Regions from separate parts of the Homo sapiens genome. Here region 1 is linked to region 2. Evidence: chromatin loops called from intact Hi-C (ENCODE). Cell type or tissue: A673. All regions are shown on one strand. Links, peaks and the distances in the headings refer to the core of each region. The heading gives the core; the rest is flanking DNA.

Evidence for each region. A loop is a pair of places that touch in the nucleus more often than their neighbours do. Peaks named below come from ENCODE experiments on the same cell type or tissue, not always from the same donor. Only the 100,000 strongest peaks of a DNase experiment are listed, where the experiment ranks them.
Region 1: it touches region 2 in a loop (12-fold over the local background); 2 of 110 quality-filtered maps call a loop at or near these places.

The regions. Positions count from the first base shown.
Region 1 is chr14:41,602,210-41,618,905 of GRCh38, reverse strand. It overlaps LRFN5 (leucine rich repeat and fibronectin type III domain containing 5), which reads right to left and starts at 12,030. Exons shown (of 6, transcript NM_152447.5): 1 at 10,344-12,030. In A673, for the core only: a CTCF peak has its summit at 8,910; a DNase peak (open chromatin) is centred at 8,915; H3K4me3 peaks cover 2,500 bases; H3K27ac peaks cover 2,071 bases.
Region 2 is chr14:41,915,954-41,932,649 of GRCh38, reverse strand. LOC124903305 (a long non-coding RNA gene) reads right to left here. Exons shown (of 2, transcript XR_007064134.1): 2 at 1-4,465. Among named protein-coding and RNA genes, the nearest start is that of LRFN5, 320 kb to the right of the region's middle. In A673, for the core only: a CTCF peak has its summit at 7,050 (motif pointing left); a DNase peak (open chromatin) is centred at 7,019.

The sequences.
Region 1 (16,696 bases), core at 7,914-10,413, 320 kb after region 2:
CAAATATTTCCAAAGGTGTAAGAAAAAAACATATTCTGCCTCAAAAATATATGAATCCATGGATTGAGGGGCATCATGCTTAGCTATGGTAGATATTTAACAAATATTTGTTGAAAATATTTTTTAAAAAGAGAGCCAGGCTTTTTTTCTAGAGAGGTATGGTGGCTGGCTATGTCTCAGTACCTAAGACAGGTGTCTCAGTTATTTATTCTGATTACATAATTTTGTGGCTTAAAGTAACAACCATTTTATTTGTTTATGATTTTATGGGTCAGCAATTTGGGCTAGCCTCAGCTGGTTAGTTCTTCTGCTGGTCTCACCTGGGGTCAATCTTCTGACTATAATTATCTGGAGGTTTGAATATGTGTGAATGGTCTCAGGTGGCCTCATCTGCGTGTCTGGCCATTGGAGCTGGCTGTTAGCCAGGCCACCTGTCCTCAGCAGAGGAATCCATGTTTCTTCACATAATGGTAACATTTTTTGAAAAGAGCAGAGTAGAAGCTACATAGTCTCTGGAGGATTAGGCTTGAAAATTATACCATATCACCTCTGCAATCCCTGTTGTTGAAAGCAAGTAAAAAGGCCAGCTCAGATTCAAAGAGAAGAGAAACACACATCTATTCTTGATGAGAAGCACTGCAATGAATTTGCGGCCATTTTGAATTCAAGAGGTAACAACGTAGCTTACAGATAGGAAAACATGACAGGGCTTACTTTAGAAAAGATTTGTCCTGATAACAGTTATATCTAGAATTAAGCCCAGATTTTGACTGCCCATTATCTAGCCCCTCTGTCATGGAAATAACAACAGTGATTCAAGATGAGAAAATGAGTTTGTCAAGTGCCTTCTTTTCCACCCTCTGCCAAACGGAAGAGGTAACAGGAGTAACACCTGAAGCACTCATTAAGAGCATCAACAGCAGTCTACACAAGTAGCACAGCAAAAGAAGAGGTGAGTAGAAGGTAGAACATGATGAGACAAATGCCAGAGTGTTCATGATGGACAGATGATCTGTAAGTTTCACCCCATCATGATATTGCAGTATGTTCTGATTCTTTGCACTAGGAAACATGTTAACCTGAACATTTATTTATTACTTACAGCATACCAGTCCATTTAAATGGCATGTCAGTCCCTCCTGCAGATGGTAACTGAAAATTAAAGAGGGCAAATCACCCAAAATCACACTATTTTATCAAAAAGTTTTAGTATATATTTATATCCCAGACTCAGGATGCAAATACCTTCTCAATACAAACAACTACAGAATCTCCTAGTGGATAAAGTGCTTTTATAAACATACAGATATAAGACATGGCAGTTCATAGAGTACCAAAAGCACATGAGAAACTAAAAATAGGATATATGATCAGAGGATGCTCATAATCCTTAAAGGAGACTAAAAACACATTTTTTGTAATAATCAATGGAAAACAGCCATAAGCAGGAGAAAAGGGCAATCCCCTAGGTGTAGCCAACAGAGCATCCTCTTTAGAACCAAAAATGTTTGGATTTTAATTTTAGCCCTATCATCTTAGCTGTATAATCATGGGCAAGCAAATTAACCACCTGGGCCTCAGTATGTTCCTCTAAAAAACAGAGACAATCATGATAAAGCTATAGGGTTAGTGCATAGAGTACAGAAAAGTAAAAATCTACAGTGCCAGGAAAAGACCACCTTCTCAGAATATGATGAAGATGATGCTGATGATCATCATCATCCATTATATATTATCCAAGTTATATTAGCATCTTTGAGTGCTATCCTCATCAAGTACAGGGAAAGCTCATGTGCTTGTCCCAGAGGATGAAGCCTTAGACTTTCATTCAGCCTCAGGTCCTTATTTTACCAACATACCTAGCAATCTTATTATTTTCTTAGTAAGTTCCTATCAGGAAGTTTAAAAAGAAAGCAAGTACACTGACAACAATTAGCTATATAAGAGCAAAGAAAATCGAAGAAACACTTTACAGTTGAGACAGAAAGAATAAAAGAAGGGGCAAATTTATAAACTGCCTTAAACATATCTTGGATTGGTCCCAAGGGTCTTCTGCAATCACTAACATATATATTGAAGGAGTCATTAAGAAAATAACTATACCTAGATGTGGTGTGTTGATCTTGACAACTATTTGAATTCACATCAAATGCAATACTTTTAATAATTTTTAAACAGGATGCCTAAAGACAACATTCAAGACTATGGATAATGCTGATAACCAAAAGACTCATTCTACCAGGATACTTAGTCAAGTAAGTTTACATGTCATTTTCTTCTGTATTCAAATTATTTTTCCCTCTTTTAGGAATTAGATAACCTCATATAGAGGCTGAAAAACTGCTAGGAGCTTAATCATCAATTTTATTAAACAATGGAGGAGGTAACAAAACTTAATTTAGTAAATAATCTAGAGATCAATGGCATCTAGAGGAAAAGGTGTGAGAATGTCATCAAGACTGATTAAGGACTAGGGCTCCTCTCTGAAAGAATGTTTGTTTCTCACTCTAGACTGCAACTTTTCTAGAGTGGCATCTATGCCATTTTGGCTTCTGTGACTTAAAGGAGAAGTGGTTAGCAGAAAATCCAAGTATGCATTAAATGCCAAATAAATGTTAAAGGAATTAAAGAATGGGCTTGAGTCATTCTTGTCTAGAACAGACAGCTCATGATGCAGCCAGCCAGTCACCTTAGAGTAAGGTGAAAATTTACTCTTCTTGTGTTGCTCCATTTCATTGTTGTTCATATTTATTATGAACAATAACATTAAAATGTATGAGTGAATTTTCTCTATTTATTGGGAAAGATTTAAGTAACTTTGTCATCATGAGTAAATCATATGATCTGAATGTTCAAAAAGTGTCAAGATTCATAATAGCAAATACGTTTAATCCTGTGATCAAACTTGGATTGACCAGTTGTTGCATCTTGAAGAGGTAAACTTAAAGTGTGTAATTTGATTGTTTGTAATTCAAAAGATAAATGCTTGAGGGGATGGATACCCCATTCACCATGATGTGCTTATTTCACATTGCATGCCTGTATCAAAACATCTCCTGTACCCCAGAAATATATACACCTGCTATGTATCCACAAAAATGTTTAAAAATAATTTTTATTTTTTTAAAAAAGAGGTATATATGTTAAGAACCCGAATGCCTTGTCCAGGATCAGCAAGAAGAAAACATTGATCAAATGGTAACATCTAAAATGAGTGCCGGCTGGAGAGTTACAGCATTTTCTTGCTTTCTCTGCTCCAAAAGCAATGAAGTAATGGCCCTGCTTAACTCGACAGTAGTCTACCCACGTGGTTGTTGTCATGCTTCAGCAAAAATTTGGATAACAAATGAAAACATTCCAGAAAATGGTGATGATGAAGACTAATGATAGCTAACATTTATTAACCATTAAAGGTAAAAGGACTTGAAATCACGATATACAGAAAACTGTCCCAAACCAGTTTAGGGCCAAGATATGTTTAGTCATAAGCACAGCAATTGTGGTTTGGAAATTTCAAGGAACTCAGTGCAAACACTAGAAGTACTATCTCAGGAATTAGACTTGTGTGCCTCTTTCAACCATGCTAAAAATAATTAGAAGCAACAAGATGCCAGAGTTTTGGCTCAAGTTAAAGGAGAAAATTATAATACATCTATATAAAAGTGAAATAATATATTTTAGTTGGAGTGATTTGGGAATCACTAAAGTTACTCAAGCTTAGTCAAGATGACCACTTGGCAGAGATGCTTTAAAAAAAATTTAAGATTGAATATATATGTCAGGAGAACTTACAAGTTGCCTAATGCCATGTCCATCAGAGATTAAAATGAATATAAATTTGAACATCTGTGGTTAAGTCATGCATTCTCCAGAGTATTAGAAATACAGCCTACGATTTCTTAAACTCAGCTAGATTCTCTGCTTTACATCTTCTGCCTGGTTCCTGAAGACACTGGACTATATTATGACCCCTGGTCTGGTGAGCTTTTGAAGCCATACGATTATTACCTCCTTTATACTTTCCCTCTTGGTGCTCATGCTAGCTAATGATGAGATGATCATGGTGATGGTGATAATGTTAATAACAGTCAGGTGCCTAATGAACTATATCACTGAAACCTCCAGACCGTCTGATTGCATAAGTCATATTATTAGCCCTATTTCTTAGGTGAGGATTCTGATGCTCAGAGAAGTTCAAAGACTTGTTCAAGGTTATACAGGGCTGTGACCAAGGGGGGTAGAATTCCATAGTTCCTTTTTCTAACTACTGCACAATACCAACTTCTACAAAACACAGCCATGATTTCTTAATTTCTTCTCTCTCTCCTACTACAAAGCGTAGAACATCAAAATAGAACTAAAAGTTTCAGTTAATAAATTACTTTCAAGCTTATTAATTTGTTTATATTTTTCATGTTACTAAGAAAATAAGTTATTGAGGTCAGGACCCAATGTCCAGTAATATATTGTTTAAGTGCCTGATATTTGAACAGTCAATACATGGCAAATATCCTAACATAATTCCTAAAAATAACCTTAAACTTTTCACTTAAAGTTAGGCCTATTTTTGTTGAGTGCGGGATTCCAAATTAAAATATTTGTAAATATTAATGATGTCAAGATATCTATCCACGTAAAATAAAGCATATGCACTACTCATGTAGTGTTCAATGCTGCCATATAAATTATATGTATTTTAATGTTACTGTACAAATGTCTAAACACTAATAAAAACAAGTGCAAATAAACCATTCAAAAACTTGACAAATCTTCACACCACAAAAAAATAATAAAAGGAGAGCTAATTAATAAGAAAAGTACCACATCCTATATTTCCAAAGGAGATAAGAGAAAGTTAGGTTTCACAGTAATGTAGTTGGTATGTCCCCACTAGTAAATCACATTAATACAAATATTCTATTACTCGGGAGGTAATACCACTAAAATCCATGGAAAACCTACTTGAAGATAGAAAATAAGGAGTAAAAATGAAGACTGGAATCAAGAAGTAAATTGAAGTTTGTCCTTCAAGGCTCTTGAGCACTTCCTCAAAAGAGCTGAACATGGTGGAGTGAAAATAGATCAAGATAAACAGCATTGTTTAGGCTTCCATTCCTGATTACATATGCTATTTCTGATTGAGCATCTATTGAATGAATTAGTTTTTTTGTTTTTTTTCTAAGAATTCAGAAACTGCTCCCAGAATTTGTTAAAAGTATGCTGAAACCTTAATCATTTATTGTATTACTTCTTTTCTAGAGTCTTTTATTCTTGTAAAATCTAAAATAGATTCCATTTTCTATCAAAATTCTACAATTGTTTTCCACAAGGATTATAATGCCATTTTCGAAATATTTGTTGGGAAGATTTTTTAGAGCAATAAATTATATATATGTTCCCACAAAAAAAAATGCAAGAACAGTGTGAGCTTTGAGTTTTGATAGATTTCTTTTGTAAAAAGATATATTTTCTTATTTTATTTTAAGTTCTGGGGTACACGTGCAGGTTTGTTACATAGGTAAATATGTGCCATGGTTGGAATGTACATTAGTTCAACCATTGTGGAAGACAGTGTGGTGATTCCTCAAAGACTTAGAACCATAATAATATCTGACCCAGAAATCCCATTACTGGGTATATGCCCAAAGAAGACATATTTTCTAAGAAGAGCAAAACTTGTCGGTTGACATTTTCCTGCCAATATGACCATGTAACTTAAACATTGTCTATGAAAACCAATTTCTGAGAAATATTACAAATGTAGTTTGTAGTTTAAACAATAAATCCTTTTCATGTGGTTTACTTGGAATCAGTAAAATGATAGACAGCAGAGTTATATAACCATGTAATTCCATTGTAATTTTTATCACTTATTAACCAACTTCATAATTAGTATTAAATTATGTCACATAAAATGTTTATGTAAAATTAAATTATGTTTATTAAAAATCATTTTGTCAACACAGTATCTTTCACAACAATATGATGAAAAAGCTTAAAAGTAGCATTGGTTATCTTTGAATTAAATTCTTATATTTCTGTCTTCTGTTATATGAAACTGGAATTTTCATAATAACATACAATTTATGTTGGTAGAGCATACTAAAAATGGTTCACCTCTAACTGGAATAGCTTCAATAATTATGAACATAATACTTCTTAATTTCACCATGCACATACCATGTAATGAACAAATTATACAGCCTTAGGTTCTAAATAGTCCTCAATGATTGAAGGATGCCATGGGAATAAAAATGTGGGCTCTGCAACCAGAATAAGAAGTCTCACTCTCAAGGCTTGTTGAACAAGACAGAGTTATGCACATGTGTGTCATTGGAATGATTTAGCAAAATTATCTGCTAGTTATGTATTCTAGGGGCTCTCACACCTATAAGGTCCAAATTTCCAGTTTTACTCTTCAATAATACATAAAACATAAAATTCATTATACTACATACAAAACCCTGAAGATAACGCCAATATGTTACATTTTTAAGTAAACAGAAAATAAAAATCACTGAAATAAGCTAATAGGTTAGCCAGTTAAGCCTTTAGGAAGTTTCAAGTAGCTTCCTTTTCCCAGCCTCAAAATTGGCAATAATACTTATTAGCAATCTTATTTATGACACATTTATTTTTAAATATATAATTTAGTAGATATTATGCAGTAGTTTCATGTAGAGGCAGAAATATTGTTAGATACCTGCAAGCATCTCATCCCAACCATATATCACAGCAATAGGTCAGCAGAAAGCAAGATCTCAATTTCACCAGCAAGAAAACTCAGCAAAACTACTAAGCCAAAAGTGCTTCAAACAGCAAGAAGATCCAGATCACTGATATAAATGGACAAAGGAAAATGACGGTCATTTATGAAAAGATGAAAGAGTGATAAAACATGATATAACATATGAAGATCATTTAAACACCAATGCCATAACTAGATACTGCTTTAACACCCAAAATCCATTTAATGACAGAGGAGACAAAAATAATTGAAGAGGGAATAGGGTGGGGGTATTCTCCCACAGGTAACTACAGGTCTTGCCATCGCCTCTTGAGAAAAAGGAAAGAAATCACTTCTGGCTGCTATCAGTCAGAACTAAACCTTTATGAACTTCTCCCAAAACACCAGCACAGGAATCTCATATTTCAAAAACAAGGTGTGTGTGCTCATATACACATTAGATCTATGAGGGAAGGAGAGACGTATGTGAAAGAACAGAAGGCTGGTGTTCAAGGTCATTCTCCTCTTGAAAAGAGAAAGGGAAAAAAATGACTAAAAGAAATTATCCGAGGTACAAGAATCAAGTGACAACTTCTTTTCACCTATCTGCTTATGCTTGTTCTTATAGATATCTTATTGTTCTGTCCCTATTAATAGTGACTAAAAGAGGGCTTACAAAGAAGGAGGCTTTTGGCTGGGAAATTTCCTATCAATACCTGAAGTGTTAACTCATCAATGAACCAGGCTAGTGAGCCAGGCCAGCTCTACTTAAAGACAATTCTTAACAAGGACAGTGGACTTAGATTTTCAAAGTAACTTGTACCCTCTCCATTTTTCCAGAAAAGGGAGAAGAAAAAGGTGGCAGAAATATTTTCCCCCCGCCTTAGGAACTTCTGTGCATGTAACCTTGTGCTAGTAGCTCTATTTAGTTATGACCTTTAACCTAACTCCAATCTGCACCAATGAGTGACATTTTCAAACATGCATCACACCATCATCTATGTTCAGGTTTCTGAGCATTCAGCATCCATTTTAATGCATTTGCTTTGCCTTCCCTGAGGCTGAGGGCGGAAGAACAAAGCTTAACCTGCAAAAATCGAGTCCTTAGTGGGAAAAGGCCAGAAGAAAGTGAAATAGGTGGGAGGTGATGAAAACACCTTATTTTCCAAGTACCTATATTCACCAGCATTTCTTTTTTCTTGTGCACTCTCTAGATAGGTATGAGTTACTTGCTAACAAATATTGTAAGTATGATATCAATACTGTTGTAATAGTATTCTGGGGTAATTTGGGAGGACAAAGTGGGGTCCTTGTCAGACGTTTAGAATACACAAATCAGATTTCTAAGATTTTCTGAGTGATAAGAGGATTAGAAGTAAATTCATTAAAAGACAAAAAAAAAGAGAGAAGATAAAAGAAAAAAATCCTTTTTTAAATTTATTCCCAATTATCTGTTACCTTTCATTTATTTCATTATTTAATCCAGGCAATACACTTTTTTTTTTTTTTTTTTTTTTACCTTCCCTGGGACCTCAGAGGGGTAAAGTTCTGTTAAAGTCGAGATATCTTCTGTATCATTCCTTGGTTATCCCTGGAGCTAGAAGTTACAAAGCAAATCTATCTGAAGAGTGGAAATCATGTTCTCCTCTTTCACGTTTATTGGGTACCAGGTGGGAGAGGGAGGTTAGTTGACTTTACAGAGGTGTTTCAACTAGAAACAATACGGGTATAAATGACATGATCAAACCGAGGAGAGCAAGAAGGGAGGGAAGAAAGAGGAATAAATGGAAATCTAGGAAATACACACTTAGCTTCAGGTTTTTAATCCTGATAAATCATGCAGTATTTGAATATCAAGACATTTTTGTAGCCAGCTTTCCTTCCATATTCTTCAATATTCATTGTCGCGGGGAGGGAGAGAGAGAGAAAGGTTTTGCAGGCAAAGACAGGACACCACCGCCCTCCACGCTCCTCTGTGGCTCTGGGCATCTCCCTCCTCTCGCATCCAGGCGGCCGCCTCGGCCACGATGCGCTTGCTGTCTGCCAGGGGGTCCGCTGAGCTCTTCCGCCCTGCCCGGAGAAAGTGTCAAAGCCGTCCTGCCAGCTGCAGTGGCAGAGCCCAGCCCCCAAAGCCCGCTGCATACATGGCCTTGTAGCACCACCAGCCTGCGAGGGCTGCAGCAGCAGCCGAGCCCAGACTCGAAGAGGAGTTGGGGACGTCAGTGCGCAGGGACAAGCAGAGCAGCTATCGGCCAGCTAGAAGTCTGCAAATGCCATCATATGGATATCTATAGAAATGCAGCGAGTGGGGGAAAATCAGGCAGCGCCCCTACACTTCCTAAACGGCGTTAGCAAAGAGAACCCCCCGCCCCCCAGCAGCCCCAGTCACTGCCTCCTGAAGCAGGGCACCCTGAGCTTGGCTGGGCCAAATCCTCCGCTGAATGTAGCCAGCAAGCAGCTCCCAAAGGCGGGAGACAAACGAACACTCCTTAGTTAAATTATTCAGACCGTCTTCACTATGGAATAAAACATTGATGAGACTACTTTGGAAGTGCTTTATCTTGTTAATTCTAATGTCTTCGAGAAAGGAGTGAAATTTTCCGATGGGGGCGGGCGCTGAGATAAGACGAAAGGGAATTCAGGGGAAAAAAAGGCGCCAGGGTAAAGGGCTTTGGAAGTTAACTAAATTTGTTCTGCTTCAGCCGGCCATGGAAATCTCATTTTAACATACCAGACCCAATATGTTAATTAGGCAGTCGCAAATCCAACCTGCTCCTTGTAAATCAAGGCACCGGAAAAAAAAAATTCAAAATATCTATTATACAGGGATAAAACAAACAAACAAACAACAACAACAAAAAAACGCGCAAAGGAGTTGCGTGTCCGTGACGGGGACAATACAGCTGGAGAGAATGTTGGGTGGTGGCTATCGTTTTAGCCTGGTTCTGCTAGATATAAAAATGACTTCTTTCATGGATTTATTCTGCTACATAAAAGCACGTCCTGGCAGTTAAACACCATATCTCAAGACACACAGCCGTGACAATATGTATTCCCTTTCATGCAAACCAAGTTCCAAGAAAACTCCATTTCGAGTCAAAGTCTCCAGATGCGTAATTTACAACTACTAAAAAGATCTGGCAAGCTCCTCCACAACAAGGAAAGGAAAACAACCTGGCACCAGAGGTAGAAAAGGGTAGAAAAGATCTTTGGTTTAAATGATGGGTGGAAACCAAACACCCACTCACACTTCACAATCTGGAAAGGGTTGGGTACCAAATGGTCCGTGGCAACCACAGCCTGAAGGAAACACAGAATTTTGATCTCTGGCATCTTCAGACAGGTTCCACACGCCTAGCTCTCAAAAAATATCCTCAGGGTGGAGCACATCCATATTCTCAAAGCTTTCACTACTAGATTAAGTGCTTAGGTATAGATTTATATTTCACCTACTAGAAATCGTATTACAAAATCACAGAGCAGGCGCCCTTGGATACCCAACCCTTCCCAATGATTTTCAAAACATTAATAAGTAAAGTAGCCTGCAATGCAGATAAGACACTAGAAACAAGATCAAAAGGAAATTGGGTGAGGCGAGTAATCGTTGGTTTGTTACCTGGTGCCTCTAAGGGAAAAGACGGTCGTAGGAAGACTTTCTGCCTGCAGGTACAATCCCGGCAAGGTGGCTCCAGGTGGCTTTCACAGTCGTACGCGGGTCTCGCTCGTCACTTCGCTGCCCTTTGCCATAGCTCAGCACCCGCATCGTAGGGAATCGGAAAGGCGGCTCCTGCCACTGCCGCCGCTGCCCGCAGGTCGCTCTGGGTGGGGGAATCGCTGCAATCGCCCCATGAAACCCGCGGCTCCGCGCCCGGGGAGCGGGCAGAGGCAGGGCGGCCGCGCACGCACACACAGACACACGCTCACACTCACACACACTCGCACCCGGGCGCGCGCGCACTTGCACTCACACTCGCACACGCACACCCAGCACTGCACGGGGAGGAAGCAGCACGGAGGGAACCGGTCCTTCTCACGATTGGCTTCGAAGCCCACCGGACCGCGGGCAGCAAAGAGAGCGTTCTCGCATAGCCCTTTAATCACGTTTCCTTCAAGTTCTCCTCCAACCCGAATCCACGTAATTCAAGAGCTGGTGACATTTTGGTGGGGAGGAGGGAGCCGAGAAAGGGCTGAGGAAGAGTCGGGGATTTTGTTAAGCAGTTTAATAAGCAATCCTCATTACCTTATTTGTTTTGTTTTGTTTTGTATAGCAAACCAGTTCGAAGGGCTGAACTTTTGGCTTCAAATGCTGTGAACCAAAACGTAAATATCCTTCTGGCCAAGAGAAGAAGGTGTAGATACACGGAAACAAGAGGGCTGCAAGACACTCTCTTGACCTTGTGATGTACCTGGAAGCAGGTTAATATTGGCGCTTTCCAAGCTTCTGGGTAAAGCGATCCACACACCTGGGTCCACAGCCCAGCAGCCGCTCCAAATCCAGCCAGGAAAATGGGTCTGGGCGTCCTCAGAGCTCTGCAAGAACCCGGGCATGAAGGGGCATCGCCGAGTTAACACATTTGCTTCTGGGCAGTTGGATAAAAGACAGTCAAATGCATCAGATAGGCGCGCGCGTACACACGCGCGCGCACACACACACGCAGCTAGCTGGAAAGCGGCTTACAAAACACTAGAGACATGCCAAGATGACTTGAAAAGGTAGCCAACATCCAGGATCTTTCCGGAACACAGAAGGGCCAGCAGGGAGGTTATCAAAGTCTTCTCAAGTCTTTCAATTCTTCCTCTCTCCTCTGAGTGTGTGTGTGTCTGTCTAGGTTTCGTTGGTCTGCCCCACCCCCGTCCAGTTGCGCTTTTTTTTTCTGATATAACGGACCGTGCAAAATGGATTATATGGGTGGGCTGTGTTCACAGCCAGAGCTCCCCAAAGTCAAGGATCCTAAGGGAGCAGCCAGCTGCTAAACAATTCACATCCTCAAGGGAAGAAGGAAAAACACGCTCAAACACACGCAAACACGCGCACACACATACATAGTCCTCCGTTCGGGCAGCTCTGCACACGCTCACCGCCTCCCTGCGCGCCGCGGAACACAGCGCCCCGCCCGCTGGCCACCGCGCTGGGGCGAGTCCGCAGTTCAGGCGCGAGGCAAGCAGCCGAGGTCCGGGGCTGCGGCCGCGGCCGGGGCGGACCCGGGAGCTGGGCTTCCCAAAGCGTCGCGTGTGGGCAACGGCGGCCTCCTGGCCGCGTGGAACTGAGCCCTGCGCTGCAGCATGAAGGCGGCGGCGGCGGCGGCGGCGGGCGCGCGGCCGTGAGCTCAGCCCGCGCTGCAGTGACGGGAGCGGCCGTGTCGGCCAGACCCCGAGAGTCCGTGAGACCCCGGCCGGGGCCGCTCCGCTGCTGTCAGCCCTCGGGCCTCCCAGCCAGACTGGTTCTGAACCGATTTATCAGGGGGTTGCGGAGAGGGCCGGCGAAGCGCCAGGAAATCCCCAGGCTGAGGAGGCGCGGGGGCGTTGCAGGAAGGGGGAAGGGAAAAGGCAGAAAACCTGGAGAATGAAAGCGAACTTCCAGGGGCGTCCCCAGCCTCCTGCAAAAGGGCAATTTGCTGATCGCCCACTTCCTCGCAGTTACGGGATAGAGAGAATCATCACTGAGTCAAGCTTCGGCTGCTTAGGGCGGTGGGAAAAGTCATTATCTATAATAACCCGCCGGAAATTTTGAGGAGAGCTACTGACTTGGGGGTTTCAGTCATCTGAGGCTGGCTTCCGCTGTCCCCTTAGTTGTGGGTGGTGATTTGCTTACTAATCAGATGGGAGCGGATTCTGAAAAGAACATTTATATTTGGGAATCAACTCAGCTCAGCATCAGACATTACGAATACTGCAGTTGGTCACATTTTACTATGTGAAGGGCAGAAAGGGAGCCCAACAGTCTTCATAAGCCAGACCTAGTCTCTAAGGTCACCGGCACAGACGCAGGGTCTAAAGCAGGAAAGAGGTGCGACTGGAAAGGAGGTTAGACAGGGCCCTGCGGGAATGGATCTGCCCGGAGCCCTCGCCTGGTTTTGCTTGAGACTCCGACAAGACTCCCAATGCTTCTCTCCCCGACCCTATCCCCACTCCCTCCATCCTGGAAAAGCCAGTGAGCAAAGTTAACTCTTTCTTCTAAGAAACCCTGAGTGAAATCTTGCTCTTCCTTTCTGCTAGAGTCCTGAAACCCTTTCGCTTCTCATTGTGGGTTCACCAGCACGTGGTCTTCGGACACTGAGAGCACCTTCGCTCTCAGCTGTGATCCTAGCTAGCCCAGACACCAGTCTGTACCCAAAGGAAGAGTAGGAAGTTGCAAAGGGAAGCTGGCTAACAAGGGCTTCTTCTGCCCTACTTGGCAAAGGCCCATACGGGTGGCCTCCGTGGATATGGAGCTCCTTCATTTTGTTCCAAAAAGAGCTCTGCCAGGCTTTACCATTGCCCTGGAGGTGCACAGGCGCCCGTATACTCGAGCACAACCATGGGCTCACCCCAAGCGCGCACACCTGCACCCACGCGTAAGGAAGAACCACACAGCTATCTCTGTCGGGGAAGAACACGAGGAGTGAAGTGCTTTAGGTGGAAACTCCTCACATCTCCTTTCTTTCCTCTGCTCCCCCTCTCTGCCCCTGGTACTCCGGATCCAATCCTTGGCTTAGGAATCCACTCAAGCCACGTCTGGCTGCTTTGTTCCAGAGGAGCGCAGCTCCGAGACTGCACTTCAGCGGTGCAGCCTCCCTCCAGGTCGGCGAGCGGCGCCAGATCCGGGACTTCAGGGTCTCCGCGGGAGCTTAGGAGGCTCAGGATCTGAGTTGGAGAGCTGGAAGGCCAAACTCCGAGCCGCTGAGGGACTGCGCAGGAAGACCACAGAAATAAACCAAAGGGACACCGCGGACAGATGTACCAGAGGACACCACTGAAGTCCAGGAGAATCTCCACCAAAACCATCAGCGTTTTCCTTGTAGCTTTCTGTCCCTCGAAGTGGAAAGTTGAGGTTTCTGAGAAGTCCACGGAGAGAACCTGCAGCAAACTGAAGCCACAGACTCCGAAGGCATAGGGAGAAAAAATGCTTCCATCCCCCTTTCACTTTAAACTTGATCGCTTCTGGGACTTCACTGGAGGGCGGTGGAGTTGCACCAACCTGGAGTACAGGCAGATCCCAGCGAGCACTTCCAAGTACTTTAGGACGTGGGGGTGACTCTTTTTTCTTCAGGATTGTCCCACTTGCCACCCTTTCCAGCTGAGCTGATAGGAACCAATGAAAGTCTAGGCGATGAGGATTTTCCGTTACCTCAGGGATCAAAGTATAAAATGTTGAATGAGAAACCCGAAGACCTTGCATCGCTGGGCTGAATAACTTGTTTTCTTTTTTATGGTGTCCAGACTGAGGTAGGGAGGGGACACACTGACCTAGCTGTAAGAAGTCAAGGGTTGGGACAAAACAAAGTTCAAATATATACTGGAATTTGTGTGTGTGTGTGTTTCAGAAACTGTGTGTGTGTGTGTGTGTGTGTGTGTGTGTGTGTGTTTTCAGCTTGAGAAAGATGAAATCACGTTTCCTTAATGCTGGGAGTAATAATGCTTAATGCTTAACTTTTCATTGTTCTTTCATGTTTCAAGCCCTACCAGGCCCAGGAAAACACTTCTTTCCGTTTCCTGTAGCCTTCCTGCGTATCATGCATTATATTTGAAAGTGCTTTCCTCTACTTTCCTCATTTTATCTCAATAATCTCTGCTAAAACCAGATAACTTTCACCCTCCCGGTTCAGCATTTGCTCTTTTCCCTCCTACACAAGCTGATTAGAATTTGCAAAGAGAGAGGAAGAAGAAAGGTTCTATTTTGTTTCATGATTGTTGCTAGAAAACGGCAAGACCTCGGGAGAGAGACCAGCATATTATTTCCCAGTGGATGTCAGAGCTAGCAAAGTTTTTTTTTTTTCTTTAAATTTTATTCCCTAGCAGGTCAAAAACTAGTATGTTTGCAAGAACAATTTCTAGTTTGCTCATAAAACTATTGTTATTAGCCACTCTAAGGTTGGCATACTTTTAAAAGTTCAAACAAGTTCCTTCTAGAATAGGGTTCTTTTAAACATTAACATTTAAAAAGAAGTAATTTTTTTCATAAATAATTTAGATTTAACTCTTTACCTCTATAGTATATCTGCCTTACTTCGTTAATGTGTCCCCTGATTTACTGCCTATGTCAAAGCACTTTTAAAATAATGTCAATTTTCTTGTTCTCCCAGTTCATTTTTCTGAGGACCAATGGTGATAAGTGTTGGTCTGCCTATCTTCCCAGAATAATCCAAGATTTGGGGAAAGAAAGAGTATTTTGCTAATTTCAGGTAATTAATGGAGATATGAATGTTTTTCAGTTAAAGTGATGAATATCAAAAGATTACCTGAGTTTCTGTTTATATTGTTATTTAATATTTGAGTTTCTCTTTAAGGTAGTAAAAAAGTTATGATCTAGTTTTTTTTAATGGCGTTAACAATTAGTTTGCACATCTTATGCATTTTATTTACATGGATTAAAGTATGTGGTAAGTTATCACTTTAATTCATAAATTTGTTTTATATGTAACTGAAGAAGCTTATTGTAAATTGGAAATACCTTACCTTCAAATTTCCTGGGTGAGAAATCACTATTGAGTTATTTCTACTTTGATTATTTTTACTAATATAATGTAATATAAGTTATCTGACAGTTCAAGACTGGAAATTGGTATGAAGAAACAAGGAAATACAAGTTTCTGAAATGAAGGGATATCATTCAAAACAAATCTGAGTTAAACAGAAGAAATGAAATCCAAACATTGACATTTTTTTAATCTACATAGTTTTGAAATATAAAACGAAATGTGCTTATATTAGGAGCATGTTTCCAATGTTGCAACTGACCTTGAACTCCTAGAACACAGTGTATTTTAGCAACTAGATCTCACCAAAATATATATTTCAACTGACTTCAATACAGAGTTGAAGACCCCAGCATATTTCTGGCATACATAGGTAAACAGATTTCTCATTGGAACAAAAAGAACCAAATGTATTTAGTATTTAATCTTCTTTTGAGTTACAGAAATATTTTTTCTTGTTTCTTGATTTTTTAAACTTGATTTATATAAAACACATTTCCTTTCCTTTCTTTCTGTATCTCTGTTGTAGATTTTAACCTTTATAGATCATAATAGTGAACTAAAAGATCAAGGTCTACTTGATGAAAACTGGAACTAGCCCTGGGAACCCAATAAATTACTGGACAGAAGTAGACATTTATTTTACTAAGAAAAATGGTTTTTGAACCTAATTTTTTGAAACACAAATACAATGTGTTTCAGAGATTATGTCCTCAGCAGAGACTTGAGAGAGCTCAGAGGAAAGGAATTACTTCAGAGATAAGCATTGCTGTAGAGAAAGGACATTTCTTAATACTGAAAGTTAGAAGTAAATTTTATCTTTCATCTCCATTCATATTTTTTTCTTGCTTATTTGCTGATACCTTGATGTTAACTCCCCATATTTGTCTGGTGCTCCCATTTAGTTATCCAAGGGCCCCAAAATGCATCATGCTCTCGAGGGCTATCTGACCCAAAGAAGAATTCTAAGCTATTACAATTTCTACTTCTCATCAAAACTCCATTGAGTCATAGTAGATAAATCTAATTGAGCTTTTAATAAAAAATAAATTATATCAGACTAATTTAAGCTAAAGTATGAATGACTAGCAGCCTACATCAGGAATATGAAGCCAACTTAATTTATAAAAAGTAGACTTTCTGGCAAATTGTGTTAATACATATGGGAAGCAGGGGCACCTCAATCATTCTTAGCCTTGAATACCAAATTGAATAAGCATGGTACTATATTTTATATTTTCCTTTTTTGTATCTTTGATAATGCTATTGAACAATTATTCACACCTAGCTTTAG
Region 2 (16,696 bases), core at 5,755-8,254:
TGTGCAAATTACACATTAAAATCTCCAATGTGATTGTGAAGCTTTTGTTGTCTACTTGTTAATGTTAAAATGTTTGCTTTATAAATTTAGTAGTTTGTTTCTAGAGATATAAAGATTTAAAGTGGCTTTTTTTTCCTGTGGAACCACAGAAATAATATCAGTAATTTTCCTTTTTATTACCAATTTGAGCATATATATGCATATACACTGGTTAGTATGTAAATATATTTACATGCAAATATGTGTGTATATATAACTTTATAGTCAATATTTTAATTCTCCTCTCCATTCTTTATTTCTAAGCATATATAGTAAATAATATGCAGTGATATATATTATAATTATATATTATTAAAAGCATGTACTATTATACATACATATATACATACATTGATAATTTCTAGTAACTTTGTTTCAACTTTGAATTTTATATACCTATTAATTGTTTTCCTTTTCAGCTTGCTAGTTTATTTATCATGTTCACTTCATTTTCTATTATTTCCTCTTATATTTTTGGCAATTAGGTTTACATTTACACAAATACTTAGACAGTAGAAATTTCTTTCTTTTTATTTGTTTGTTTGTTTTTAGAGACTGGGTCTACCTCTGTTGCCCAGGCTGGAGTATAGTGGCACAGTTAGAGCTCACTGTAATCTCGAGTGCCTACGCTCAGGCAATCCTCTCACCTCAACCTCCCAAACCCTGGTATTACAGGTGTGAGCCACTGCACTCAGACGTGGAAGTTTCTTAATCGCTGTCTCTACTAGCCTCTTTCTGAATAATATTAAGATAGAATGTTGTAATTTTCATTAACCCAAGCCTATCTTGTTATTATATCTATATATTCTCAATTGGTAACTATCATCATTACTATTTTTCATAGTTTATGATTGTTCAGATTTACTCATATACCTACCAATTACACTGTGTAATGTTTCTTCTAGCTTTCTCTCAACTGGATTTGATTTCACTTTCATGAGTGAGTGACAGAATATTTTTTCCTGAAAAAAAGAAACTGTTTTTGCCCTTATTCTCACATTATAGTTGAATGGGATATAGAAATCGGGTTGACTTTTTTTACTGATGGATTTGATGATATTATTCTATTGTGTTTGGCCTACATTTGAGGTTAAGATACCTAAATATATATCTGATAAATGTTCTTTTGTTGAAAATTTAGTGAGCTTTTTTCTCCTTTTATGGTTATCTTTTTGCAAATATTGTTCTGTAGTTTTACTAAATGTGTAAAAGTATGAGTTTATTTATTTATTTATTTTTCTTTAAGGCCATTTTGTCTTTCCCAAGATTTTGTGCTTGCCTTAGCCAGAAGCTGACATGACAATAGCATCCTGGTACCATTTTTAATATTTTCTTCACTTGAAAATTTTCTACCCACAAGGATTCTGAAACACAGTTTTCAGTTTCTCAGGAAACTCCACCCCACGCCTCATAAACTATCCCTCAAACCAGGAAGAAACAAGGTTATTTTTTCTTTTGCCTGTAACGCACAGGGAGGCATTTTCTGGTTCTTCCTTTCATGCTGATGTAGCCTTTCAAGCATTATGGTTCATGCAGTTTCATTTGTTGCTCTGAGTTTGGTTCAGACTCAAAGTCTTTTAACCTGTGATTGTATGTCTGTGAGCACCAAGTTTTTACAGAACATCGTCTCATATTTATTCCACCACCTCTTCCAAAGCAGTTTGAGGTTGCAGTCTCAACAGTGGCTCCTGTGTTTAACATTTTATTTTTATTTTTTTATTTCTGCCAACTTTACATTTTCTAATTATTGTTGTTATTAGTGTGAATAATTATATTAATTGTTATATTTAAGGAAGCCTAGGTCTTTTAGCTGAAGGGCGTGTAGATTTTCTTAGTCCTCTATTTTTTCCAGGATCAAGAATACATATTTATTGATTAAAATCTTTTATAAGTAATAAATAAATCCGAGATCATTTCACTTTAAAGCTGTTTATGTCATTACTCAAAATACTATCTTTTTAATAAAATAAAATTTATGAAGATACATTAAAACATATGTTCTACTAATTTGATGTATTACTAAAAAGGCATATGATTTACATTTAACTTATAGAACAGAAATATATATGAGTAATGCAAAAATCATTATAATCATAATGAATAAACTTTTTAACTTTGCTAAAATAATTGTTATTATAGATTATGCTCCTTTGGCTGTCATAGATCGTTTCACCAGAATCAAATGATACTTTGACTTGTTTTGACAGGAATATTAAAATTCTGGATGTCTCACGGTCTCTGATGGCTACATAATTCAGTTAATTAATTTGACTAAACCCAAACACATTGGTTGTATCACTGCTCCATTTCTTCAGTATATTGACTTTCCAATTAATTGAATATTCTCACTTTATTTTAGTAGTACGATATAATGCTATTAATAATAGTTAACATCCTATATTTGAGCACTTAAAAAGATTAGGGATTATAATTGAGCACTTAATAATGGTTTGGCACTTCTATTGTTATTAACTTACTTCTATTTCTCAAGACACCTCAGAATTTTTTTTTGTTAATAACTCTATTTGATAAATGAGGAAACAGAGGTAAAGAAAGCTTAACTATCTTGCTAAGGGCACACAGATAAGTGGTAAGATGGGTTTGCAAATTCAGACATGTTGGGCTCCAGAGACAGGACCTTAACCACCATTCACTGCTCTGCAACTGAGAGAGACCCTTGTAGAAATTACCTTGCAATTCAAGTTGAGTGATCATTAAGTTAGAGAGAACACAGGAAAAAAATAGCAAAAATTATACCCTTTTCATTTTTAAGAGTTTCCCTTAAATTTAATAAGAAATACACAGATTTATAAGACAAAAATTATAAATCTTAACTCAGAGACAAAAGAGAAGACTTGAACAAATCACATCATATTCTTGGATAGTAAGATTTAAATGTATAGATCCTCTTTCTCCCTCAAATCTTTTATTAGTTCATGAAGAACAATATGAGATAATTTTAACAAATACAAGTGGAAAACAAGAGTTCTACAAGAATGTACTTTAGTACATATATTGTATAGTTAAATAATGTGGCTTATTAATAGAAAAATTGATGTAGTATCAGTCAAGTTGATATGATAGATTGTGTTGGAACACTGTGTGTGTTTGTATGCCCGTGTGTATACAGAATGTACTTTCTAAAGGATGATAAAGAAAATCTATAAAGAATATAGGCATTATTCAACAATTAGTGCAAATAAAAATTTTAAAAACTTTAAATATTAAAAATCTATTCTAGCATATATCATATAACAAAGATATACTTCAGACGTAGTAGAAATTTAAAACAACAAATAAATTCCAAATAGTATAACAATTTAAAGGAAACATTAGCTAATATTTATTATCAAAATAGTGAAGAACTTTCTAAGCATAAAAACAACTACAAAAAAAAAAAAAAACAGAAAAGAATCACCCAGAAAATAAAGTATGTATTTAACTACATATAAATTAAAACTCCAATATTTGCAAATATTATATGAAACTTGATAAATGAGAAGCTTGGAAAAGATGTCAGTATATATAAGGATGAGTTACTGATATGTTTAACAGTCCTTAATGGATAATAATTGATGTCTTTATAAAAATATGGTACTATGTATAGGAACCAACAAACATGTAAAAAATGACTAAACTGTAGCACTCAAGGATTTACCTATATAATTATGACATATTTTCAAGACTAGAAGTTGATGAGACTTTCTTTTCTTTAATGATAATTCCCCATGTTAGTGACAGTGTTTAGAGAGATAGGCACTTCCAAGCAATGCTGGTGGTGAGACAACTTAATCCAACATTTCTCAATGTCATATTGTTGATATGCACTAAAGCTTTCAAAATAGTAATATCCTTCTATGACTAGAAAGAGTTGTAAGAATTTCTCATAGTTGCATTTATACCACACAGAAAAAGAAAAAAAAAACCTTAATATAATAGACAGGAATACAGTTTGATTAATTATAAGGCACTTATGTTTCAAAAAATTGATTTTATGTAACTTTTTATATTTTCAGGGTATTTAAAAGCAGAAAATGATAATTATGATTTATTTATCTGAGAGGTGAACAGGGTACTATATTATGTGCAGTAAAAAGAAAAATTCATTTATATTATATATATATATAATATTTTTGAAAGTGATAAACATTTATTCTGTGGTTTTCACAGCATCAGGAAGGGAGGGGGAAAACTGGAGAGGGCCTGCGTGGGTGCTGTAGGGACTCCTGAAGGCTTCTTTCTGGTGGCTGGAGGGCATAGGTTGGGGAAGTAATCAAGTTAAAGTGTTGTCCTGGAAGTTCTGCAGGTTGAGAATGGCTCTCAGGTGACAAGGTTTAGGAAAGGCCCAGATGGTGGTGGAGTAGAGGTGCTTCCTTCAGCCAGGCCAAGCAGAGCAAAGGGCACAGAGCAGATACAGGAATGCAGACTGCAATCAAGAATGAAAAGGGTCACTTAGCCCAGTTTGGCTTAAAGGGCACTGGGCTTTTTCCCCACCAGCTGCACCTTCAGCACACTGTAGATGGGCAGCACATGTCAGATGTTCAACTCAGAAGTCACTGTTCATGACAATCTTGATTTCAGTAAGTGTCTTGTTCATAATAGAATTTGTAACAGCAAGTTTGGAAGGTCAGGAAGCCTTCCCTTATGTGTAACAGGGACATCTTGCTGAAAAATGAGAGAATAGAAAAGAGCATCCCATAAATTAGCCGCACCTGTACATCACCTCCTTGGGATCTCCAATTGTTCCCTGAAGTGCCATTGCTTATAGCGCAGACACACTTGATTCCAGAAGGCCAAACAGGTTAAACAGGTACAGGTTGTGGACAGTGATTTGAACTGCTCCTAATTGCTCCTAATGCCTATCACTAGCCACTTCTGGTATATGTATATACATGTATACTCACCCACCCAGACATACGTGTCTATATACATATATATGATGATTTGTGTGTGTTTGGGACTCAAACACCCAAGTTTTGTTTATGACATTAATGCTCACAGAGTGACCTGGGCTCTTTCTTAATTGAGCTGAGCTCCCGTTTTGTCATCTATAAAATAACAATAATCAAACCTAACTCCAATGTTGGTAAATTAAATAGAAGTCTACATAAAAAACACCTAGTAAGTCCCCAATGCATTTTTCATAACTACATGAAGTTATATTAAAACTAATTTTGAAATAAAATGACTGCTTATTGTGACAAATTGTTTTTTAAAAATTAGATTCTTCACACATTACATTTACTAGTCAAATAGCGTAGTGTCATTGTTCTAATACTATTTTGTCTTGGAGATAGTATATTAATTTTAGTAACAGGGGATATGGATTGAGAGTGACAGGGTATAGTGAAAGATTTGGAGTTTGAATTGTGCTTCTGAGACTTGTGAGCTGGGCATCCTGGGACAGTTATTTAGGCTGTTAAAACTTTCATTCACCTTTTTAAAATATGATAACATTTATATCTAACTTATAGGGTTTTTATAAGAGTGTGATTCATTAATGAACTTAAAGTGACAGAAATTGTGCCTTCCATATAGCGAGTATTAAATTTTAAATAAATTTATTATTAGTGGTACAATTTCCTCTATTAGTTGTAGTAGAACTAGTAGCAGAAAGCATAGTACTGTTTTATTTTAATAATATCATGCTCATCTTTGGATGATGTTACCTGTTTGCTGTGTTATAGATTTCTTACATATTTTTCAGAGTTATTCTATAGCATTAATATAACAAGCTACCTGTAAGAAAAAAGGCTGCCAGGGCTTAAGGTACATGTTTGGTACTTTCTTAGATTTGCACCTGTATTTAGAGATAATTAAGTAAAATTATTACCAAGTGTGTAGAATTGTATTTATAAGTATAATGATGAAGATTTTCATTGGATAGATTAATTATTTAATTTAATCAAGAGCCTAGTAAAGTTACTTAAAATGAAATTGTCTGGTATTATGTCATATAAGTAAATTAAGAGCATTATCGTAGTTGATTTTTTTCAGTTGGTCTTTAGGCACATGCCTGATTAATGTAAGTTAAGTATTTAAGGAGAAAAGCTATTGTGATTATTTTAAAAATCTACAAACAAATAATATTATCTCGTTATGATTTTTTCAATGTTTGAAATATTCCCCTCATATTTTTATTTATCCAACAAATATTTATTATCAACTTTGTGTTATGCACACATTTATATCAGTTTTTAATCATGTGTTTAGTAAATTATATGCCCTGTTTTGACCATGTAGTTGTCACAAGTTCTCTATATGAGAAAATATGTATGCTTTATTTAAAAGTAAAGTAAGTAATTGACCATGAGGCTTTTTCTTTCCTCTTGACTTTTAAGTTAGTAACTTTGAATTCTTAAACCATTTCAGACACTTTTATGGTAGTGAGATTTTGCATTTGGACTTCAATTTGAAGTTCATTCAATCTGAAAGCCATTCTCTAAGAGATCCACAAAAGGTCTTGTACATGGATGTCTACTTTCCCCATCCCTTCAGTCTTGGGCTAATTATAAGCAGATTAATACTTCTAAATTAACATAACAGCTCTTTGCCTGAACTGATTGCTTAATATTTGGTGACCAATGAGAAGGTTAAGTTCAATTAAATCTACCACTGGGATCTAATCTATGTACAAGTGATGTTAGATGTAATTAAAAAGTCTTTATAAGGCCAAGTAAATTTGAGTAAAACTTTTACTGAGTTTGCCGGGCACTTTCATATCTCAAAAGCAAACTTCATAATTATTTGTTTAGGAAAACTGAAGACATTCATCATGTACCTCCTAAGTGAGCTTAGTCTTCACGGAGATCACAGTGGCAACAGAATATGGCTTGATCTGTATTAGTTCCATCTTTGTTTTTTGAGACAATTAAAATAGTCTTAATCTTATGTAATGTTCTGTGAAAAACACAGCCTCCTGTCTGTGCTTTCAACAGATTGTAACCTTGGGTTCCCTCCCATAGAGAAATGTTTAATCTGCCAGAGAGCAGTGGCAAGATCGTTAGTGAGGTGCCATCTAGTGGGATTTGGGGGATTTTCCAAGGAGGAGAGAGCCTCTAAATTAAACTTGTCTACTTAATTTCTAATCAGGGCCATGAGTATCAGTGAGAATAAGTCTCAACACATCATAATAGGAATTAGATAAATGCATTATTTACAAGTGAAACAAACACAATATTATAGAATTATAATGTTAGAAATTATAGAAATTTAAATCTGTCTTCTAACCCACATCGTCAGCTATCTAATGCTGAATAAAGCTTTCCATCTGAGCTAGGAAAGATAGTGCTGTGTCAACTCCTCACAATGAATCTAGAATTTCTAAGTCTTATAAAGTGAAACATTCTATTTTTGAAGATGAAGCTTTCAGCTGTAATTTACTACTGAATACATTTATAGGTGATGCTTAAATAATTCAAGCTAAGTGAATTGGACCACACTTACAACTAAAATCAATTTGTATTTGCTCCATAAAATAGCTACTGCTCTCATTTACTTGAGTCTTAGATTGAAACCCAAAATACTACACCATAGTTTTTAAAGCTTTATAAATTATTTCATGCGGTGTCAGGCAAAGGTCATCAAAATATGGTGTAGTGGTTACACTGGAGAGTCAGAAGTCCTGAATTATATTCTCGACAACGTTAACAACTCCCTTTTTTTTGACTCTGTGGAAATAAGTCAGTTAACCAATAGCCAAAATAATTAGCTTTGAAATAGTCCAATGATATTACACTCAGGATTTTTAACTCAGAATTTTAACTTCAGCCTAACTTTAATCTTCTTCATTCTAAGGCACCACACTTTGGCCAAGTGCAGAAAAGAAAATGTAAGATTTAATAAAATTTAAAAATATAAAATATCCATTGCCATCTGACTGAGCACCAGAATCACCTGAAGACCCAGAGATGCATGTGAAATTCATCTCTATTTTAACTTTATAATGCCCTCCTTTTATTGCTTCCACCTCAAAGAATCCTGTACCATTATGCTATCGCCCTTTGGAAATTAATCACCATTCTTTACTCTCTTTCATACTGTGCTTAGTCTCCTGACTATTAAAAATTGACCATCTCTTATCAAAACATTAGTGTCATGTGTCATTTACTGAAAGCTGACTTAGATCTAAAAATGCATCTCATTATCTTATCTTGTTCTTTTTCTTATTCACCAATTTTTCCATTTACGAAATTCTGACAAGTTTTCTACTCTCTACTTGCCCTTAGATTCAACTTTAAATTGGTAAATCTTTTCTATAGCTTCAGTCTTCGAAATCTTATTTAAGATAGCATCTCTTCCCACATCTACCTCTCTGGTCCCAGAATTTATATACTTAACTCCCTAGCTCCAATTTCCTGCCAGTCCTCTCTGCCTAAGGCCTTTATTATAGTTCAATTTGTTTAATTTTGACAGCCAAAATTTGATTTTCATTTATTTTTTGTAGATGACCTTTAAATATTGTTGTAACTGTTATTATTTAATGTACTATATTTCATATACTTCATCTATCTACTATGCTTATTTTTTGGATTATTGTTAAATTAGAATAAGTATTAACAATAGTAAAACAATTAATTATGAGGACCAAAACACTAACAGAGTTACAAAAGAGTCAACACCAAAAGAGAATCATATAGACAACTAAGAAACAGAGAATTAAGTAATATGTAATTAGATTAAGGTTAAATATCTTGAGATTAAAATTTGAAAATGTAGCTGAATATATAAACATAATTCAAGAATAGAGTAAATAGTATAATTTAAAAATGATTTTATAGGCATTAAGGGTGGCAAAAAGTAAAACTGTAGAATATTACATGAAGACCGCACCATGTAAAGAAATAGAATAAGAGTGGAAAAGATGAAAGACAACAAAAATACTAGTGATGGCACAAAATAGATATTTATCAGAATTTAAATCCTAGTACTCTGGGCAAAGATAAGAAGTCTGTCATATTTACGTACATTAAGTAATTGGATATTGATTAATTATCTAATATTTCATCTTGCTGCTAACTTCAAAGGATCCCTAGAAAGAAACTGCCCTGGAAAGATTACCATTGTTGTGAATTAAATACACAAATTTAATACACTAGATGCATTAAAATGTTGATTGATCAAGCATCTAGTTGCTTCTGGAATGCAACTTGTGGATGTATATTTTACAAAAATATAGAGCACTAAAATGTTACATAATAAAATTAGTATTGCTATAAAGACATTATGTATCTTTATTGATTCAAAAGAAAAATATTAGAATAATTTGACCATTTCAATGAACTAAAGAAAACAATTATAATTAAACGATTCCTGAATTTCTAATGAAGATTTGCTCTTTTTCTTTGCATCAAGTCTTATATTAATCACAATTCTGGCCACACTGAGATCTCAGGAAATTTGAAATGGTAAGAAACACAATTATAGTGACTTACTTGTTATTTTTTCATTTAGAAAACTTTATTGCTACTTCCATGTGTCCCTCTTGTAAGCTAACATTCAAAATAGTGTTAGAGGCACTATAATAAATATCTTTATAGATAAAATTAATTTTTGTCATTAGAGTTTAATTTACACGAATATTAAAATTATATAATTAAACAGAGCAACTACTTATTCTGACAAGTTACATCAATTTAGCATGAGTGATAATGTAAGTAAAAATGATAAGAAAATAAATGCATTCATTGCAAAGTTTAACAGTGTCTTTTCAGAAGAAAAATTTTGTAGTGTAGAAAAGGCCTCCAAACTGTAAATTAATATAAGATGAAATGGTATCACTAAGAACAGTGAAATTTAATAAAAATAATTTCTCATTTATTTGAAAATAAACATTTCATTTTAAATAATGAAAACATTTTTAAGGGAAATATTTAACTTCTTAGGTAATATAGTGAAGAAACTTTTAGCTGACTTTGTCAGAAACAAATAATCAATTTTCATGAAATATTTATTTCTTCCCTGCGTTTATATACCATTAGTCAATCCAAATAAGAAAGATAATTTAAAAATCACTCATGATGAAGACCAAATTCTTTTAACTGAATTTCCAACTTTCCAGATATTTTGACACCTTAGCAGGCCAGTCTTTCCCAGAACTTTATTCTCTGGACACCTACATTAGAATCATGTATGTGATGAGGTAGAGGATGTAAACTGTTGAGATACTCAAGATTGACACACAATTTGCTGAGGGAGTGGTAAAGGCCACGAACTGACTCATTTCTGAGATAATCCTGATGTCCAGTAAAGTTTGAGAAATGTTGTTTTAGAGAACATTTGATGTCATTAAAAATCCATTGAAAACACTCTTGATAAAAGGGTTTGCCTACACTGTACTATTCATTCTTAAATAAAGGAGAGTGGAGAAGGAAATAGAACCATTGGACCATAGAACTGGAATTTAGGGTGATCAAGTTTCATTGTTTCACAGAATCTGCCCAAAGAAGGATTAGAGTGTTCACTGACTACGTAAACAAGAAAAGTGATTTTTGAATCACAAGCCCAGGGATACAAATGGTACTTATTTGCCTCTAAATAATAATTATTACAATTTTTATTTTCTGTACCTTTGGAAATTATATTTTAAAGATAAAAATAAACAAAAATAGTATTCTAGTTTTTGAGTACTATTTATTCCAGCATTTGCCAGTGAGTCAATAGAAAAAACAGCAGAACACTATAAGGGTGCCAACAAGAAATTATTGGAAAAAAAAAACTATTATTGAGGTTCTAAAAATGAACTTAAATTTATCTACATTTCACATTAATTTATTTTTTACTGATTTTAAAGAAAGTAAAAAGCAAATCAAGACTAATAAAAGAAATAAATAAAAAGCATACGATGAAAAAAATCCACAAATAATAAAAAGTAAAGAAATGTATACAGCTGATTTTAGCTATTCACAATTGCTAAGGCAATATCAGTTAATTCACTTGACTTGCCCCTTTAGCTCAGTTAGGGCAGTCATCATAGAGAAGAGAGTGTTAAGCAATTTTGAAAGCATAATCTATAAAAGTGTTTGAATAAATTAATTATAGAGAAGATACTAGATAAGACTGTGTGTGATTACTCTTCAGTACATTCAGGATAGAAATTAAGTTTGTTTCCCATAGAAGAGCAAGAAAACAGTGGTTAAGCACCCAAGAATAAAGGTTTAAATTTAGTTTAATTTATATTCAGAGCTACATACATTTCCCCAGTCTCAAAGCTCTAATTTTCTATTGCTATCATTATAAAACTTAAAATTATGCATGGTTAAATGGAAATAACGCTTTATACTACTCACTTTTTCCATTAGTCTTGGTATTAATCACTATATTCTGAGACACCAAACTCAGAAACATGTAATAATTTATAATCACGTATTTCTCTTTATTTCTCACAGTGTATCCATTAAGCTTACTATTGTGCATATGTTATGTCTTATATTAAAGTTTCCTGTTACCATATTTATTTATTCCCATAAAAATATGCTCTTTTAGTCTAGGAACCAAATTTTCTATGAGGTGCATGACATTGACTTGATATGAACTCATGTTAGATATTCAAAAGTCACTTACTCTCTCCTCTAGATCACCTAAAAGACTAAGAAGCACAGAATTCTAACAAATAAGTGTTACATAAATATGAGTTTATTAAATATGAAAATGCAGGTTCTATTGATACTTTCTGTATCTTATTTCAGCTTTTCTTTGTTAGCTATTACCCTAATGTAATCATAGAAAGACTTGCACATTCTTATAGCTGACTCCAAATTTGCCATTCCTTGGTTCATTCTGTATACAGCTACAGTTACAATATATTTATATAGCAAATATATATAATCTGTCTTTCGTATTTGCAACAACAAACTAAGCACTGTAGGAGATCCAAAATTTAATAAGAAATAATGCCTAATATCAAAGGAACTTAAGATACATATGTCTTTAAATAACACAAGGGTACATGGAGTATAGAGCTCAGGAAAAGTAGTTTGAGTTGATGTGGTAAAATACTAAGAGTGGATTCAAAATGAAAATGTAGAATCTTGTGTTTCCATAATTAGAATTATGATTTGAGGATTTTATTAAACCTTACTCATTTTAAGTAGCACCATTGTATAAACGTTTTTTCATCTTTCTTGTTCAGTGGTCATTGGGTTGATTTGTACTGTTTCCAAAGAGTTGTGATCCTAAATGACATAACAATATTAATTCTTATGTAAATATATGGGTCCACACATTTAAATACCATATAGATACTAACATATGGGAGGTCTTTAGTCTGTTATCTCTGTATTCACAATAAAGAGTATCATACCCAGGCCATACTAAATGCTGAAAAAATAGTTAACAGAATTGAAAACGTTTGATAAAAAAAGTCATAAATTTTGTAATATTCCATTTAAAATACAATAAGCAGCTTTTAGGAATTGGAGATTCTTGAGGACATTTTGTAAGCCACTCCACTCAAAAATTCATTCAAAAAATGTTTCTAAATGTATTTAGTTAAATGTTTTATGTCTAAATTGTTAAATGTAATAACTTAAGACTTTTAATGCACCAAACTTATTAACTTGATCTGGAAAAATAATTTTGATCCACTCTATTGCTTTCATTTTTCTAGAACTTTGCATGTCTTAAATGCCCTAAGACTTATGAAATGCTATTTTATGTCATAATAGACACAGACAATGCTCCTTTTCCTTAAAAATAAACAACAATGAGAACACATGGACATAGGAAGGGGAACATCACACTCCGGGGACTGTTGTGGGGAGGGAGTAGGGGGGAGGGATTGCATTAGGAGATACACCTAATGCTAAATGACGAGTTAATGGGTGCAGTACACCAACATGACACATGTATACATATGTAACAAACCTGCACATTGTGCACATGTACCCTAAAACTTAAAGTATAATAATAATAAAATAAAAATAAAAAATAAACAACAACAAAAACAACAACAACAAAAACAGTTTAAAGTAACGTATCCATAGATACTTAGTGAGTCCCAATTGACCTGCATGTACGCTGCCACAACATAGAGTATTTATTGTTGACTTGTACATGAATTCACACATAAACTATTTTACTAAAGTTTGTGAATAATTTATGCATATAGATAATGCATTCTTTTGCAAAGGATTGAAGTTTAAACATTTTGTGATCATTTTTAATTTTTAGTCATCAAAGAGGCACTGTCATCATAGGAGCAAATAAACAATGGTTATTAACCTAGATAGAGAAAAATGTATTTACTGATAATTAGATTAGGTGGCATTTTGGAATTCTGCTTTGTTGGAGTAAGGTTCCAGAAGTTAGTAATATACTAATTATAGAAAGCCTGGTATATGGGTTAGTTAAGGACACACAGGTAAGTGATAGTTGCTAGGTCCTGGAACTGAATTTTAAATATGAAAAGAGGAATTAAAAAATCAGGGTCATTAAAAAATAAAAGAGGAGCCATTGATAGTTTGGGCAAGAAGTAAGTGAAACACATATGACAAATTTACGCCTAACAAATAAGGCTAGTGAACTCAAAGTAAATTCATTCATTTAACAATTATGACAATCAGATTTGTGATATTGAAAACATTTTAAGATGAAAACATTCTAAAATTCTATAAACAACCTTGTTCCCATCACGACCAAAATGTTTCTTCTTTCCATTACCAAGATACTTATCAAGAGAAAACAAAAACCGTATAGAGTGATATCAGCAGAGTCGTCAGTTCCAAGCTCTTGTTATTCCACAGAAATTGTCAGAACCAACTTTGACAGAACTCTGGTAAATAGTCAAAGATTTACCTCAACCATATGGATGCTAAATTAAGAAAACTGCAAATTAAGATGGTAGAAAGGCATTTGTGGCATTTTTACTTTCCTTGTCCATCTTTCACAAGTCTTAAAGCAGTAGCACCCTGTGTACCCAGTTCAGAATCCTGGTCCTTCATTCTGAAGAAAGTCAAATGGACCTTATTCACAAATTATTGCGTATGTCTGTTCTATTGTGTCTGGGGACTACCTGGAGAAATCGTGAAAAGCAGTCATCTCTGTTTTGGATCTCAGGCTAAAGAATCAGGTATTGCTCAAAAATGCAGCAAGGCAAACAAACAGATGCTTGAGGTAAAAGATTACAGTTGTGACATAAAGTAGACTGCTTAAGATCTAGGAAGAAATTCTTTGGAAAATCAGGATATTCAAAAGCACTTGTATATACAGGGGAATTTATAAAGCCAAGCACATGATCAAGGCAAGACACATGTTAATAAAGGAACAGAGAAAACTCTGTGTTTCCACCCTGAGCTGATGCCTAGGCTCAGTTCAAGTCTGGCTAAATGATGAAAATGCCACAGCACGGAGACAATCTCCAAATACTAAAGCTTTTTTCTTTTGTAATTATTTTCTAATATTTTATTTGCTATGTTTTGTATTTTTGCTTTGTTTTATCTTTATTTTAGCTCCTAGAGTTCAAGGAAATATCTGTTAAAACATTAGTCAGACATTAGCTGAATGAACAGATATTTTAATGGTCACAAAAAAACAAGAAAAAAGTTTTGGCAAGAATAGCTTGCAAAAGTAACTAAACAAATAGACTAGCACAGACTTCAACAATTGAAAATATAGCAAACTTTAGGGAAGGAATAAAGTTTGATTTCCAGATTCACTATATTATAATATGTAAATGTCCAATTTTCAACAAAAATCAACAAGATGTATAAAGTAATAAGAATGAGTAAAAAGGAAAAAAAGTAAATTGAAATAAACCGTATCAGAGGAAGCCAGGCATCACACATACTGGAAAAGTATTTTTAAAAAACTGTTTAAATATGTTTAAAAAGCTAAGGGAAAACATAGAGAACTACAAAAAACATAAACAAAAAAGGATATATGAAAAAATTATGGTATCAGTAAAAACAGAAATTATAACAGAGAATACAACAGAAGTTATTGAAGTAAAATTATAGCAACTGAAATAAAAAATCACCAGAGGTGTTCAACAACAGATTTGATCAGGCAGAGGAAAAACAGCATGGACTTAAACATAAGACAGATTAAGTTACTAGGTTTAAAAAAGAAAAAAATAAAGAGGAAAAGTGAACAGAACATAAAAGCCCTCTAGAAAACCATCAAGTGGATTAACACATGCATTATCTAAGTCCCAGAGAAGACAGAGAAAAGGGGGTTGAAATAATATTTAAAGAATATTCAACTTCTCAAACTTACCAATTTTAATGAAATACATGAATCTAAAAGTCTAAAAAGCTCAACAAACTTCAAGGTGGAAAAATTCAATTATACCCACATTTAGACACATTTCACACACTGAAAACCAAAGGCAAAGAGAGGATCTTGAAAGCAACGAGAGAAGAAACTTGTCACTAACAAGGGATCTACAATAAGATTCATAGCCCAAATGTAATCAGAAAGTATGATGGTAAGAAGGCAAGGGAATAGCAAAAAATGTTGAAATTCTTTTATCATAAAAGAATCTTACTTGATTTTAAAAAGTCAACCAAAAATTCTATATCCAGCAAAATTGTACTTAAAACTAAGAGAGGTATTCAGAAATTCTCAGATAAAAAAAAAAAAAGAGGATGGAAGACTGTTTTACCATCAGATCTGGCCTAGAGGAAAAGCTAAAGAGAATCCCTCCAATTGAAATGAAAGGACACTTTACAGTATTTCAAAATCATGTAAGTAAAGGTCTTAGTAAAGATAAATACACAGAACTATAAAAAACTAACATTACTTTATTTTTGGTTTGTCATTCTAATTTGTATTTCTTAAAAAATGTGTAAAACACAGTATTCTATGTACCCTAGAACTTAAAGTATAATTTAAAAAGTGTAAAACAGAAATGCATACAAATATTTATAAACTTATGTTATTGGATGCACAAGGTATGAAGCTGTAGCTTTTGATAATAACATAGAATGAAGGCTTATACTGTTTAGGAGTAGAAATTTTGTATGCTATAGAAGTTTAATCAGAGTCAATTCAAATTATGTTGTTATGCATTTAGTATGATAAATATAACTCCCATCATAAACACAAAGAAAATATTCATATAATATACATGGAAGAAATGAAAAGAGAGTAAAAATGATTCATCATCAAAAATTAACTAAATACAAAAGAAGGCAATAATGAAGGAAATAAGGGACAAACAAGGTATAAGACATACAAGAAAACACATAGCAAAATGAGAGAAGTAAATATTTCCTTATCAGTAATTATTTCAAATGTAAATTAAATTAATTAAATTCCCCAATCAGAAAAACAGAGATTGAAGACATCATGAAAACAGAATGTAAAATACCTAGTTAACATTTTATATTTGAACATAAATGTAAAATTTGAGTTTTGAATCTCAACACTATTAATGTTTCTCTGTCCTGCTTACTGATAGCTGCAATGATAGAAGATATAACTTACTAAAAAGTCCTAATTAAAAAGTATTTTTTCATAATTTGGTGATTACATAAACTCTATTGGTATTCAAGGACTCTTGAAAGCAGAGGTCCTGGATATGTCATTGTTTATTTTTTTTTCCTCTTTCATGTTTTCTGAGGTTGCTTATTGACATCAATGTACTGAGACATCTTATGATTTATCCCAAGACATCTTATCCTAAGACATCTTATCATTTATCCTAAGACATCTTATC